Regions from separate parts of the Homo sapiens genome. Here region 1 is linked to region 2. The links are chromatin loops, found by intact Hi-C in ENCODE. Cell type or tissue: PC-9. All regions are shown on one strand.

Region 1 (8,000 bases), 190 kb after region 2:
GCTAGTCATCACGACCACTTCATTTGGTAATTATTTATGAAGTACCTTCCTGCCCTTGATGACGAATTCTTTCTTTCTTTGAAACCTGTAGCGATCTTGTTGGTCAGCAAGAAGCAACTACTTATTTCTTTATAGTTCAAACTCTTATGATACAGTTGGGTGACAACTGAATTATGAATCCTTCTTTCCACATGTGCCATTTGCAGAGCACTGACCCCTGACACATTCCAAGTACAGAAATGGTCAGACTCTCTTGAGTTCTCTTGGTTTTCACTGGCGATTTATCATTAAGGATGTAAGTATAACTTAACTTTAAAAAAGACTCGCATATATGAAAAAATCAGCATAATCACATAGAAACGCAATTCAGGGATCAAAATGCTATTTTTAAAAAATCTTTTAAAAGTCTCCATTGTAAAAATGATTACTGCTCAACTCTGAGAAAAGTAATGATACCAAAAGAGGTTAACCAGAATGAAATGTACAATGTTGGTAATTAATGATTACTTTAGATAACTATGTAAACATTTTTTCAGAGGCACTTGCTATCAATTAGGAAAGCTACAATACACAGATAAGCAGGCCTTGTCCTGGTTTGTTCCATCGGCTAGAGAAGCAGCCTTTAGCTAGGGGTCTTTATTAAAAAGACTTGTATACCTCCCATCTTGACAACCTAAAAGTTCATTCTCTGAACATAAACACAACCCATTAAGTACCTGTCATGAGGTTATTACAAAACATATAAAAATATAAAACTTGGTCTTTGCACATTTATAACAGATTCAGGTTGTTTGGCTAAATGTACATTAAATGTTCAAGAGTCAGCAAGTTCTGGGTATGAAAACTAATATTTAAACAGAGAAATGCCTTTTCTGAGAAAGAAAACCCCTGCCACTGGCTTTGGAGAGTAAGAACACAAGCCAGCAGATGACAGGGAAGGACTCTATGCCACTAGTTAAAAATAAATGACAGAGAAGCCCATGCAAAAGCAGGCCAGAAAGATGCGAATTTAGAGAATGGCAAACAAAACAGCCAAAATAAGGTCAAGGACAGATGTAAGACAGAAGGAAGTCAAAGCAGGAATGGCTTGAGTTTGAAGGCAAAGGCAGAATTCTGAATTTGACAGAGGGAGTGATGGGCAGCCATGTGGCTAGTTAGAGGGTGATTTAAAGTTGGCCAATGAAAGACAAAGTATGAAAGGGAAAATCAGTTCTTCAGAAATGATTATTAAAAATTCTTGAAGGCAAGCTACTTACAGCCATATTTCAGTACAAGCATGGTGAACACTGTATACCAATATAAGGAGTGTTCCTTATTTTAAATCTGTTCTCATCTATTTTCATGGATTTCACATATATATGACCCATTTCTGACAGCAGGGAAGGTCACTTTCATATTAATATTCAATATGTCACACCACTGTCATATCAACTATCCTCAGGCAGGTCTGATGGCTGGTTGACAGAAATGGGCATTTTGAGAGGAAATTCCCAGAACCAAGTAACCCAGCTGGAGAATACCGCTGCAGGAAAGACAGCAGTACTATATATTAACTCAGCAGGGAAAACAGCTAAATTGTTCTTCCTGCTTATTAATAGACCAACATTTAGTCCAACAGCTCTAATTTTCTGTGGAATTTTTGACTTTCTCTCTTGAAAACTGAAAGTCATGTTAATGGTTTTCTGCATAATGCTTGTCTGTATGGTTTAGGGATATGAGGGAAGATTTTTTCAAAATAGGGAAGCCGGTCCAAAGAATATTAGCCTTATCTTTTCCCTAAATACTATATATGTGAGACTATCTTAATTCAAAGGAGGCGATATAGTGAAAAGCTTTTCTGTGCTAGTTTTAGTAATAACTTGTAATAATGGGAAAAAAAGAAGATTAAGTTTGAGTGAATAATAGGACGCTAAAAAAGAAGATACTAACTTGGCTCTTAAGTTTTTAGTGGGACTTACTGCTTTGATTTATAAGCAATAATCATAGAGGCAGAAATGAGACAATCTAGCATCTAAGCATTCAAATGAACATTTTAAGAATTAATGAGGAAGGAAGGAAAGGAGGGAAGAAGGAGGAAGGGGAGAAGGAAGAAAGGAGGGGAGTTAGCCGGGAAGTAAACAGAGGGAAGAAGGGAGAGAGAAGGAAGGAAACTAGACACTCTTAAAGAAAGCATCATAACTTAATATTTAAGATTCTTATTTTATACAATTAAAAATCTCGTTTAATTATTTAAGAAAGAAAACTTCCACAGGTATAATGTACAACTGTACCTTAGAGACCATGTGATATGTATTCATAGTCTGAAAAGTCTTTGTATTTATTCTTGGGAAATAAGGACTACACACTCAAAAAGAAATTCCTGCAGAGAGGCAGGTAAATGGACAGCACGATTTACAGTAGACCTCACATTTACACATTGGCAACCCTCACAAAAGCTGATATGCCCTGACGTTTATTTCCTCTGAACATTTACTTACGAGTGTCAAAGTCTGAAAGAAACCTCATTACAAAAAGTGACATTTTATCTCCATTTGTGCATTTATGAACGTATTCTACATTTTTCTGAAGTGTTATTTATTCTTTACTTTAAAAATGTACTACCCAATTTATCTATGAGGTCTTTCAGTCTCAATTCATGACAACCTTTGTACTTACTGTTCCTAAAAACTCAAAGACGAGTTTCTGAGCTTTGTAATAAAGAACTTCATTCTGCTGTACAAATTAAACCAGGTGTAGGTAAACCAGTGTAGGTAAATGAAAAACTGGGGTTAAAAAGAAAAAGATGCCAATCTATAGTAGGCTCAGCTTTTTTTTGAGAGAGAGATTAAGGTGCATACAGTCAACTGGTGTGAAGGTCACCAAACAAAATGTTGCAATCTTAAAGTGCCACTGACATGCAGTCAGTGTGCTGCAGCAGCTCAGGATTAATCCATGCAGCTCTTTCTCCTTCCTTGCTATTGTTTCAGAATCCTTCATAAATGTGCATTATGAAGTCTGTTATATTTGCAGGAAAACATTCTAAAAATTAGACAAATTTTTCTTCAAATTGAAATAAAAATATGTAAATAATATAACTTTTAAAAATTTGGTTTCCCACACCCAGGTTTTGTTATAGGAAAAGTGACCCACAGGCTCAAAACTCCATAAATATTTCCTTGTGATACATATGAGCTATGACAAGTCTAACCTTAATTATTTATTATCCACTTACTAATGACGTCTAAATTACCAAATATTTCAGTTGAAGATTTTCTGATTTTCCTGGGAAACAGCTGAAAGCTACAAGCCACTACATGTACTTTTTTTTTTTTTTTTTTTTTTGAGACAGAGTCTCGCTGTGTCACCCAGGCTGGAGTGCAGTGGCGCGATCTCAGCTCACTGCAACCTCTGTCTCCCAGATTCAAGCGATTCTCCTGCCTCAGCCTCCCGAGTAGCTGGGACTACAGGTGCCTGCCACCATGCCTAGCTAATTTTTTTTGTATTTTTAGTAGAGATGGGGTTTCACTATGTTAGCCAAGCTGGTCTTACATTCCTGACCTCGTGATCCACCCGCCTCAGCCTCCCAAAGTTCTGGGATTACAGGCGTGAGCCACCACGCCCGGCCTACATGTACCTTTAGCTTTCAAAAGTCAGAGTCAAAATCAGAAGGAAGCATTCCTGGTTCAGGGACCTCTATTCTCTTTCACCTGCTCCTGACCTGCTGCTTTCCTTTTGGTGAGGACAGCTCCTTATAAAGCAAATAGCTCCCCACTCTGAATGGAAAGGCTCATCTCCTCAGTCCATGTTGCAAGCACAAATCTCCCTGATAGTCATTTAGGGAGTGAATCAGACTTGCAGCCAATAAGCACAAAGCTGACCTTTAAACCTCAGCCTTTAATAGAGCATTGGGTTATTTTACTTTGTGTTTGCTCAACATTTCCAGGGGTCAAAGGGCCTGGTTTACTGACGTGGGGTGAACTAGGGAACCTTGCTTCAACTTCTATGTTGCAACAGATAAAAAAGCACTGGGGGCTGGGCTGGTAGGGGCCTAAGCCCCAACCTCAAGTATGCCCAGTATCACAGGTGTTAGAATACATTCTGAAGTCTTTAGCATTTAGAGATGACTAGATTGCCCGAGGCTGAGGACTAGCCCTTAGCTAACAACTATGGGAGAAATGAGAAAGAGTCTTGGGGGCTGGGGAGTAAGCTTTCACATTTTCCCAGTACTGCACCAAATGACAGATCTTGAGGTGAAAGGAGAAATCAGTTAATACTGATTCTGTCTTTATTTAAACATTAATATTTATTTTACCATGGGTATTTGTGCATTACTTTTGATTTTTAAAAGTAGTGCATTAAAATAATATTTGTTGTGATTGCCTGGATTTTTGGCACCCCCTTCCGTTTGGTGCCCAAGGTGCGTGCCTAACTTCCCTCACCCTAGTCCTAGCCCTGGTCTGTCACCTCATGGTTCCCATCCAACATTTTCACATAAAAATGGGGGTAGATTTAAGCAGGCTGGTGGAGATGCTTACAGCAGGGTTGAGAAGGGGAGAAGTGTCCAAGTCATCCAAGAAAATCATTACTGAGCATGTAGTATGTGCCAGATGTACATTCCTTTGGTCCTCACCTATGAGGAAGGCCTACTAATCTTCTGCTGAGAAAGATGAGGCTCCGAGAAACATGCTTCCTTCCACTTTCCTCCAACCCAGGAACCGGCGCTATAAACCACCTGGTGCTCAAGCAGAAACGTGGGGGCTGTCCATGACCCCTCCTTGCTAACCCACCTGTAACTATTTATGATCACTCAAATAGTAAATGGAGGGGTAAAGTTCAAAAGATGGTCTGCTTGATGACAATGTCCACACTCTTTTTGCTATATCTGCAACCTCTCCCAAGAAAACTGGTCTTGTTAAATTGTTCTGGCATCCTGTTGGCTGGTCCAGGACAAGGTTAAATTATTTTTAAGTGCTGTTTTGCAAATTTCTCCAGTATATTTCAGTTCGAATTTGAATACCAGCTCTATCTCTGGCCCAGGATGCTACTTGAAGCCCGACATCTCTCCACTCAGATATCTCACATCCATCCAAACAAACAACTCCAAAATAAGATTCTTGACCTTCCTCTCAAACCCTTATTCTCCCCAGTTTCCTCCATCTCAGGCACTGGCACCACCAAGTGTCTTGTACACAAGCCGGATACCTGTCAGTTGTCTTTGAAACTTCCCTCCTCTTCTCCATCCAAACCATCACCAACTCTTGTCTATTTCAGTAGTCAAAACAATTAATAGCAGCAACAGTTATTAAAGCATTCACTATGTGCCAGGTACTCTTGTGATGCATATACAGCATTATTAACTCATTCGATTTTCATAACAACTTCACATCATGGCTCCTATGATTATTTTCATTTAACGGTGGCATAGGAAAATTAATTTGCCCAAGGTCATACAGCTAGTAAGAGAGGAAGTTAGTACTATAACCCAGTCATTCTGGCTTCAGAACACACACTTTTAGCCATGACACTCTATCCAAGATAATCCCCAATCCATTCACCTTACTCGTTTTCCACTGTCTCATTTTAGTTCAAGCTCACTGATTTTAGTCATTGCTCACTCTAGCAACAGCAAAGGTCTCCCAAGTGGTCGTCTTGGTTCTGTTTCTACCTCATTTTCACACATCAATCTTCATGAAACAGCTAGCAGGATCATCTTAAAGTTTATATTGGATCACGCCATTTCCGCTGCTAAAATCCACAAAACCACTCAACTACTTTCTGAATGAAATTCAAACTCCTTAATGTGGTCTCTAAGGTGTATGTAAACCGGCCCCTTCCCTCTTCCCAGACTTTGTCTCCTACCCTTCTCTACCTTACCATCTTTCTATTCCACTGGCCTTCCTGCTCATCTTTAAACCCAGCAAATTCATTCCTGTCTCATGGCCTTTGCACATGCTGCTCCCTCTGCCTGCAGTGTTCTCCTAGCCCTCAAGACAGCTTCATCAAATCCTCAATGTGTCTCAGGGTACTTTCTTGACCCCTTTCCCCAAACTAAAATAACCTCTGTATTATTTTATCTTAGCACCCGCTCTCTACTTTCATGGCAATAAAAAAATGCATTCCAGGAGGAAATATAAAACGAAATAAAAATTTTGCAAATCATATCTCTGATAAGAAACTTGTATCTTGAATATACAAAAAACTCAATAGTAAAAAGGCAAGATAATTTAAAAACAGGCAAAGGATCTGGAATATTATTAAGCAATATAAAGAAATGAATTTTATCGATACATGGTATGACATGGATAACCTTTGAAAACATTATGCTTAGTGAAAGAAATCAGTCACAAAAAGTCAAACATATTGTATTATTCCATATACATGAGATGTCCAGAATAGGAAAATTCATAATTCATACAGACAGAAAGTAGATTAGTTGTTGCCCAGAGCTGGAGGAGGGAATGAGGAGCAAGTGTTAATGAGTGTGAGGTTTTTGAGGGGAGTGACAAAAATGATCTAAAATTAATAGTGGTGATAGCTGCAAACTGAGAATATACTAAAAATCACTCAATTGTGTGCACTTTAAGTGGGTAAATTGCATAGCATGTGGATTCTCAATAAAGCTGTTTAAAAATAGAATGGAATGTAGTTTTTACTACACTTTAAAATGGACCTGTTTGGCATTTACAAGGCAGGTGTGGCTTAACTAAGAGTATCTACAACTTGCTTTTGATAGGAGAAGATAAGTTTTAGATGAAACTTCCTCATATAGAATTTATAATCTCTCTCTCTTCTCATAATTCCTAGTCTTTTTGTCTTTTTCTATAGATATTGTTGAAATCTTAGAATAAGATGTATAGAATTTTAGCATGGGACAAGATATAAGAGATAATGTAGTCTCTGATTTTAGAGGAAAGAAAACATACTCGGAAAGAATAAACATCCTTTCCACGATCACAAAGATAATGAGAATGAGAATCAGAGCTTTCCAGATCAAAGCTTTATTTTTTATTTTTCAACAGCACCATAGAAAATGTAGAGTAGTGAATGGTATTTTCCAAAATATCTTCTTGACCAAAGTCGCTAACAATTGACAAGGATGAAGTCTACACAGAGATTGCTTTTTATTGCAGTCATTCCCTCAGTAGCCCTTGACCGAGTGCTTGGTTTGTATTAGTCACTTTGGGAATAAGGACTTACTTTTTTTTTTTTTTTTTTTTTTTTTTTTTAAGGCAGTATTGAGTAGGAAGTTTACATTGGAGTCTCTCCCTCAAGAGTTAGGTCTTCATAGGTACTGAACACTTACACCAATCACCTCCATTACTCAGCTCCTAAGCAGAGATGGAAGCCTCCTAGGTGGAATGTTGAATTTGATTTTGAATTCTCTCTTCAACATTTTCAGCATAAAATTCTTTTCCACTCCTAGATAATATGCCTTTTCTATCTTCTCTTCTCTGTAAAACACTTGGCTTTGAGATCCTGAGAGGTCTTACTTAGTTGTGGGTCTTTGATTATCTCAGGTTTTCTTTTGTCAGCATCAGTGGGAAATAAGAAGTGAAAAAGTGATTTCGTTTCTTAGTGTTTCTGAGTTAATAATGGAAGCACAACTTTGGTTAAATCATTACTTTTGATTCAAATTAAAACACTGGTATCAACATAATACTTTTAAAAATAATCAGACTAGACAATCTGTTCAGATAAGCATTTGACCTCAAAAATATTTTTTACTTCTATATTCCTTGACTACCGCCCCTTTCCAACTTTCCTCTATTTCAGAAAGTTTAAATTGCCTAAAAGAATTCCGGCTTCATTCAGTGGGGTCTTTTATTAATAGGCAGAGAAAAGAGAACTGTATTATAAGACTCAATGACATATAGGATGGATTTTTGCTACTCCATTTCGTCTGGCTGATGACAAGAAATGCATGTGTCCATGCTCAGTGTTGGTTTAGGTGGGCTGGAGAAGGTGGGGCTACTATTTTGACATCACTGTTATTGCTCAATTCTCTGAAATATATTTTTAAA
Region 2 (8,000 bases):
ACATCTCTCGGCCAGGCGCAGTGGCTCACGCCTGTAATCTCAGTACTTTGGGAGGCCGAGGCGGGCAGATCACGAGGGCAAGAGATCGAGACCATTCTGGCCAACATGGTGAAACCCCGTCTACTAAAAATACAAAAATTAGCTGGGCGTGGTGGCACGCACCTGTAATCCCAGCTACTCAAGAGGCTGAGGCAGGAGAATCACTTGAACCCAGGAGATGGAGGTTGCAGTGAGCGGAGATCGTGCCACTGCACTCCAGCCTGACAACAGAGCGCGATTCTGTCTCAAAAAAAAAAAAAAAAAAAAACCAAAAAAAACTCTCTAGATCCCACTATACTCTTCAGCTTCCACTCCATTTCCCTGCTCCCCTTTAGAGCAAAGGAGTTGTCCTTACTCCCTGATTCCAATTTCTTTCCTGCCTTTTTCTCTGAAAGTTTCTCCAATCAGACTTAGTTCTCTCCCCACTCTTCAAAACTGTCTGAGTTAAGCCAACCCATGAGGCTCATATTGCCAAATCCTATGCAATTCTTGGAACTCATTTTATTAGACCTATCAGCAACACTTGATACAGCTAGCTTCTCACTACCTCTTCAAATCTTCCTCCATTTACCCTCCAGGATGAGACACTTTGCTGATTTTTCTCACTGAACAATCCTTTTCAGACTTTTCTGGTTCTTTTCCATCCAGCCTTTACAAGCTACAAGACTTACGCCTGGGATACCTTTTATTCTTCAGTTCTCTATCTGTACTTACTCCCTTGGTGATCTCATTCTGTCTCAATGGCTTTAAATATTATTCATAAGGTTACATTTCCCAAATATGTGTCTCTATAGACCCCAGACCTCTCCTTGAACTCTAGACTTGTATATCTAATTGTCTACTTTAATAAACTTGATATGTCCAAACTAGATTACAGAGCTTCCCCAGGCCTCCCTTAAAAGTCAAACAAACAAACTTGTTCCATCCTCTGTCTTCCTTAATCACTATAAATGATGATTCTAAATAATTCAGAATCAAAACATTCTTTCTACCTCCATCATTACTGTTATCATCTCTCACCTGGATTTTTATAATAACCTGGTCTTTCTGCTTTCATCTTTGTCCCCCAACATTTTATTCTCAACATAGCAGCCAGAGGTAGTCTTTTTAAAACATAAATTATGTCCCATGACTCCACAGGGCAAATTATATGTCAGTTCATTTGATCCCTGGGTGCCAAACCCTGCAATGGTTTTCCTATCACACTTGGGGTAAAAACCAAGTTCCCCACTCCCTCTGATTGTGTCTTCAGCTGTTGTTCCTCACTCACTCCATTCCAGTCTTGCTGAACTCCTTCTGTTCCTCAAACATATCAAGGGTTGCTCTCACCTCAGGACTTTTGAATGTGAGCTCTCTGCAAAGCTTCTCTCCCAGATACTGTCAGAGATCTTATACCAACACCTTCTTTAAGTCTTTGCCCAAATGTTACCTTTCAATAAGATTTTGCCTAATCACCCATTTAAATTACACCTCTCTTCCTAATCACTTTTCCACTTTCTCTCCAGAGAGCTTTTCACCTTTGAATATACTTCTAATATACTGCCTATTTTCCCCTACCCCCTACTAGACGGTAAACACCATGAGGAAGGGATTTTTTTATTTTTTTTTCTATTTTGTTAATTACTCTATCTCTAGAAACTACAATGGTGCTGGGCACACAGCAGATACTCAATACATTTATGTGTAGAATTTGATTCTTGCAAATATTCTTTCATCCAGTTTAGGTGGCTGGCGAAAACTGAACATGTCTTCTAGAGTATCTGGGCCCAGCATTGAAAGACAATAAATATTAGTGTGACATACAGGGGTAAACCATTCCATTTTTGGCTTTAAACATAATAGAAGGGGACATTATTCTTGAGCTTTTTTATGCCTTTCAGTCATTTATGTGCAACATTAAAATATTTTGCTACTTTTGGCATTCTTCCAATCCCACCTTGCCTGCTGGACTGCTTCCAATTTTCTTCTCTCTCCTTTCCTGTTCTTTTTCACCCAACAGCTGCCATGTACCGAATGTGTATGCCAGACTCTTTATACACATTATCTTATTTAATCCTTACAAAACCACTGTGAATTAGGGAGCATTATCTCTGTTTACCAAATGAGGAGACAGTTGCACAGAGAGGTAAAGTGGCTTGCTCAAGATCACATAGTTAACAAGAAGTTGAAGCAGAATGTGTCAGATCCTAAAGTCCACGCTTTTAAAATTATATTATGATGTCACCAATATGCATAATATATCTTATATGTCCAGTTTCCTAGTATTTAAATTTTGGCTTTTCACCCTCAATTATTTTTGGAGATTATACTGGAAATGACTTAATGACACACTAGATAGTAAACTTCATGTGGATTGGGGTTACAGGCCTTTTTTTTTTTTTGCTGGCATTCCTTCCATACCAGCACCATGGCCTAGACAGAGTGGGCACTCAATAAACATTTATAGAATAGATACTTGCTGACTTAAATATAGACATAGATAATTATACTAGTACATAGCTTATTTTTAGAACATATCTTTCATTCATAAATTAAAGATGACCTCTGGAAGCTTTAAAGAAGTAACTTTGTTGGAAAGCATGGGTTTTAAAAGTATTAATGGACAGTTGATACTACATGTAATAAGTACACAAGTCCTATGTCATCATCCAAAGTGATGTCTCAGTTCTTAGAGTTTTGGAGGCACTGAACTGAGGAAAGATGAAAAAATGATGTTTTTGCTCCTGCTTGGCATTGGCAGAACATATTTATGTCTTACTGACATTAATGTCTATTGGCCAAATTACATGTCAGTTCATTTAATCCCTGGGCACCAAACCCTGCAATGCTTTCCTGTCACACTCAGGGTAAAAACCAAGTTCCCCATTCCCCCTGATTGCATCTCTGGCTGTTTTTCCTCACTCACTCCATTCTAGTCTCACAGACCTCCTTCTTTTCCTCAAATATATCACTGTTTCTTCTGCCTCAGGACCTTTGAACATGAGCTCTCTGCAAAGCTTCATTTTACGTTTGAAGAAACTAGGGCCTTGAAAAGACAAATTTCTAAATGACACACAATAATTAGGGTCAGAGTTGAGTAGAGAACCCAGGCCCCCTTGGTGCTTAAAAAAATAACTGTGTTTATTGTACCTCTTAAATTTTTTGTTTGTTTGTTTGTTTTTCCTGAAAAGTTGCAGACAAAGTTTGGACATAGGGAATCAGCTTTACCCTGACACTTGGAAAAGCTTTCTTTATATGTCTTAAATTATCTCCTTGTTTTCCCAGCTGACAATGCGTAAACTAAATGAGATAATATATGAAAAATCACTTAGACTGTCCTAAGTGATTTTTCATATATTATCTCATTTAGTTTACGACAGTGGTTGCTACTGACAAAACATTCATTAAACAGAACTATCGTTATTACCAAGGTCATTTCACATTTTAAGTTATTCTTGTTCCAGGTAGATTAAAAACTTCAATTAATCAAAAAAAGAATAAACCTGAAAATCAATGTTTCAAATATTTGACACTTAGAGAACCCCCTAAAACAGCAATCTTGTTGCAAAAAAAAAAAAACTGGACTTTGTGCTTTTAGTAGCAATATCCTAAAAGTCCACAAGAGGGCAGTCCTCCTTACAGCAGAGGGCCCCAGAACCGTAGGTGGGTGGAAGGGAATTGTGGGTGATGAGGTAAGCTAATAATACCATCAATGGGAGCCATTATTAAGATACTTTTGAGTGATAACGCATACTATGAAGAAAATAAAGCAGAGTAATTAGACAGAGAATGCCTCGAGGGGAAAGTTAATGGGAACATTAACTGAGTGGAGAACTGACCTTTGGATAAAAAAGGGTTAGCCATCAGTAGACTGGGGGGAAGAGTATTACACTGGAAAAAATAGGAGGGACCAAATTGGACATGGTCTTGGTCTACTTGGGGGACAGAAAGAAGGGCAGTGAAAGAAAGTGAAGAAAGAGGTGAGGAGGGAACATTAGATCATGCAAGTAATGAGCAGCTCCCAGGCCTTTCTGATCCTGGAGTTTGTTCACTGAATCACTATGCTACTTTGAACTCTGAAGAAAAAGCCAAAGGGCACTGATCAAGACATTAAAAGTGGTATTTTTTGGAAATAATGAAAATAATTTAGGAAATGTCTCAGTGCTTCTCAGTAAAGAATTGATCAGAAATCACATGATTTTAGACCTTGAAATTATGAGGAAAAATTAGTGAGGGACATATATTTAAATTTATTCAAAATTTTATGTTCTAAGTCTAATCAGGTGCAGGATTTCTCTTTATCTACTTATATGGTACTGTATAATAATCAAGGTTTATAATAATGTCCATTAAATTATTTTGCTAAGGCAAAGAATACTTATCTTAGAAATGTCTTCATTAAAAAGTATTACTAACATATTTTAAAGGAAATACATCCTAAGATTTATATAGAAGGATGTTCATCCCAGCATTAATGTTAACAAAAATTATAAATAGCATAAATGTCCAATCGTAGATTATTTGAGTGTATTAATTTGCTTCAAAATTATTAAAATATCATTTCAAGGAATATGTAAGGCTACGTTACATACTCATAGGGTACTGTTAGAGGAAAGACAAGCAACAAAATAAAAATGATATATGAAGTTTGAACCCAATTTTTAAGAACTATGCACAGATAAGCAAATTAGTATAAGAATATCAAAAATAATATGAGAATGAATGTCTGTATTTTCTTTATAATACTTTTTTGTATTAAAATTTCTGCAAAGAATGCATCTATTTCACAGTCATAATAATGAAATTAAATATCTGGCATTGAAATTTTAATCTTCCCTAAACTTTCAAAATCTGTTTAGTACTGCATTTTGTATAGAAATTGATAGGGTTTTTGAGATGACAGGGAGAAAAGATAATTTTGTAGAGTGAAGTTAGATCATAGAGTCTCTGCCCTCTTTTAACACTTAATGAATGAACAAAAACATATATTAAAATAAAACAAGTCAAAACAAAGTGTTGCCAGGAGCCACAAAACCAAGAAAGGAGTGTAACGCCATATCCTCATCTTAAAATGTTTTGGCTAAAGAGTAGGAATAGCTGGGCTGTGGCGGTGTGGCTCCAGCTCCTCCACCTCTGAGACAATACTGAGGAAAGAAAGGGAGTGGGCCGAATCCAAAGAATCTCTAATGATGACTTTAGACTTGGGAAGAAATGATCTGAGGGTAGTGAAGAGGCAGGCTTGGAAAAAGTCAAGAAAAACACCTTAGAAAACAGGAGCTCTTGTGTACAGTCATGAAACCTTGGCAGAGGCAGGGCTCTGACCCAAATTAGTGAAAGAGCTGAAGCCCACAGCCACAGGATCCACTGCAGCTGATGGAAGGGACTCGGGTTTAGCACATCGAATGGGATTTAAAGAGGGAGCCAGCCAAGCCCAGGTCCCCAGCAAAGGCAACACACTGATGTTGGAAGCTAATACCCAGTCCACAAAATGTACTCAGTGAGGAAGATGAAGGATTTTGAGATGACATGGAGAAAATGCCAATAAAAATTCACCCATACTCTAGTAGAGTGAAAAAATCTGGACAGACCTTCCATATTAAACATAAATAAGATGAAAAGATATAACATGAACCTATGGATGGAGGAAAGAGAGGAAGACAGAAAAGGAGGACAGGACGAGGAAGGAAGAGAGGGAGGAGAGAGGTGGAGGAGAGAGAGAGAAAAAGAGAGAAGAAATAGAATAGCTCCATCTATAAAGAAAACATAACCCAAGAAAAATAAGAAAGTTTCCCCTGAATACTTAATTAAATAAAATAAGATTAAAAGAAGATTATAAAAGAACAGAATAAGATGAAAAGGGATGAAAAGGGGGGACAGAACGAGAGAAACAAACTGAGAACCAAAATGCCATAGTTACAGAAATAAAACTATTGAAACAGTGAGGAATATAAAGCTAACATAATGACAAGAAGAAAATTTCATAAAATAGTCAGTGAAGAGGAAAATGACAGAATTTGTAGCAGTTACATAAGTGGGTAGAGGTGGAGAACCAAGACAATAGAACATAAGGATTAGTGTTTCTAGAGATGAGAAATATAATAGAAAATGTATGTAAAGGTATAATGTTAGAAACTTTTCCTGAAAAAAAAAAAAGACTTGAATCTGCAGATCAAAAAAACTACAGTGTTCCAGGATAAAGAGTGATAAACAATGACTGACCACTGACAAAAATTCTCTGCTAGACCAAAATTTAGTCAGCCTCCTGAAGCCTCTCCTGGGCTCATCTATGCACTTCCTTGTAAAATCCAGTTTTAGCAAAGAACCCTGCTAAGTCAGTTTAACCAAAACCCCTTATCCTTAATATCTGATCACCATTGATATTTGATCAGGTTCATCATCCTCCACCAACCCTCAGGTCATGTCTAACACTCTAGCCTGTCTTCAGAATAATCCCGGTAGGTTGGTTTAGCCAGAATCTCCTGTACACTTGATGTTGCCTCTTAGTAATTTTCATCCACTGACCACACTCTGCCCCTTGACTATAAATTCCCACTTGCCCACGCTGCTTTTGGGGTTGAGCCCAATCTCTCTCCCTGACTGCAACACCCCATGCTGTGGTCCCGGTACCCATCCCAATGGTCCTGAAGAAAGCCTTCCTTATCATGAATTAACAAACATCATTGAGTAACATTTCTTCAACACCATTAGCCCTATCCTAGATAAATTATGAATTTCAGGGTCAAGAAAATAATTCTTTAGTCAATTAGGCACACAAAGAAAGTTCTCTATAAAGGCAATACTTTTGTTCAGCCTATGATGTTTTCATGACATTCAACCCCAAAGACAATGAGACAAATATCTACAAAATTCTGAAATAAAGTGAATGGACACAGCCAACATCATCGAGATTATAAAAGACATGCATTCTCAAAAATGGAGGAACTTAGGAAATTAAGGCACCCCTCAGTGATTCTTGAAAAAACAGCCAAACAAACAAAAAAACTGGAGAGTGAAATCCAGTAGTGAGCATCACCTATTTACCTATAGAATATGACTAAACAATTGGTGAAATTAGAATGCAAATGTTGTAAACCCTGACAAATAAAAATAATGCAATATAACAAAAGCTGGAAGATAGTGCAGCGAGGTGGGAAGAAATGAGATCCTTTAAAAAATTGCTGTAGTTAATTAATATTGTTTCAAGTTGAAACAGTAGATTAAAAAAGACCTCATTTAGAAAAATCTTTTAATTTTATGGGGATCTTTTGAAACTTAACATCCCTTGGGTGAAGAACATTTAACTGAAATTCAGCAATTTCTTCAATTTCCTTTTAGTTTTTCTCCTGACAAATTCAAGTAAAATTAAACACATTTTAAAATGGCATTTATAATGTGATCCTATATTTATAAAACTATTTCTATTTACCCATCCTTCCTTTCTCCTTGTTTTCTCCTATTTTATACCTATGAATGGATAAATAATCTAGAAAGAATGTTCTTCAAATGTTTGTGCCTGTTATCTCTGGGTGTTAAAGCTTTGAGTTATTTTCTGCTTTATTTCTTACATTTTATGTTATATTTAAATTTTAACAGGAAGTGCTACATTCTATTATATAAATAATTAAGCAATATACATTATTATATTTTATAAAAGTGACATCTTAAAAATAAAAAGAAAATAGAAAATTTCTTACATACTTTTAGCACTGGCATTATTAATGTAAATTCCCCTTCTGGGTAGGCACCATTAGCCATACAGGCAACATGGCCCATGTCCTCAGGGTATTATATAGTTTGTCACAGTGACCTAGTCCCACAGATGGACATGGAATTATGGCAATATCAACATATTGCTTCATGACCAACATATTGCTTCAGTCATTTTCCCACAATTATAAAATGTTGCCTTCTTTCTAAGAAATGTCAATTTGATTAAAGTCACAGAAACATAATACAAATGGGAGAAGGATTAAGGTTTTAAT

Evidence for each region. Peaks named below come from ENCODE experiments on the same cell type or tissue, not always from the same donor. Only the 100,000 strongest peaks of a DNase experiment are listed, where the experiment ranks them.
Region 1: it touches region 2 in a loop (3.0-fold over the local background); 3 of 110 quality-filtered maps call a loop at or near these places.

What each region holds. Positions count from the first base shown.
Region 1 is chr3:24,447,931-24,455,930 of GRCh38, forward strand. All of the region lies in intron 1 of THRB (thyroid hormone receptor beta), which reads right to left. Among named protein-coding and RNA genes, the nearest start is that of THRB-AS1, 42 kb to the right of the region's middle. RefSeq lists an enhancer at 3,789-3,933 and a cis regulatory region at 3,854-3,867. In PC-9, no CTCF peak of the experiment used is centred here; DNase peaks (open chromatin) are centred at 2,851 and 3,891; H3K4me3 peaks cover 1,260 bases; H3K27ac peaks cover 3,867 bases.
Region 2 is chr3:24,261,212-24,269,211 of GRCh38, forward strand. All of the region lies in intron 3 of THRB (thyroid hormone receptor beta), which reads right to left. Among named protein-coding and RNA genes, the nearest start is that of THRB-AS2, 110 kb to the left of the region's middle. In PC-9, CTCF peaks have their summits at 3,667 (motif pointing right) and 3,867; no DNase peak of the experiment used is centred here.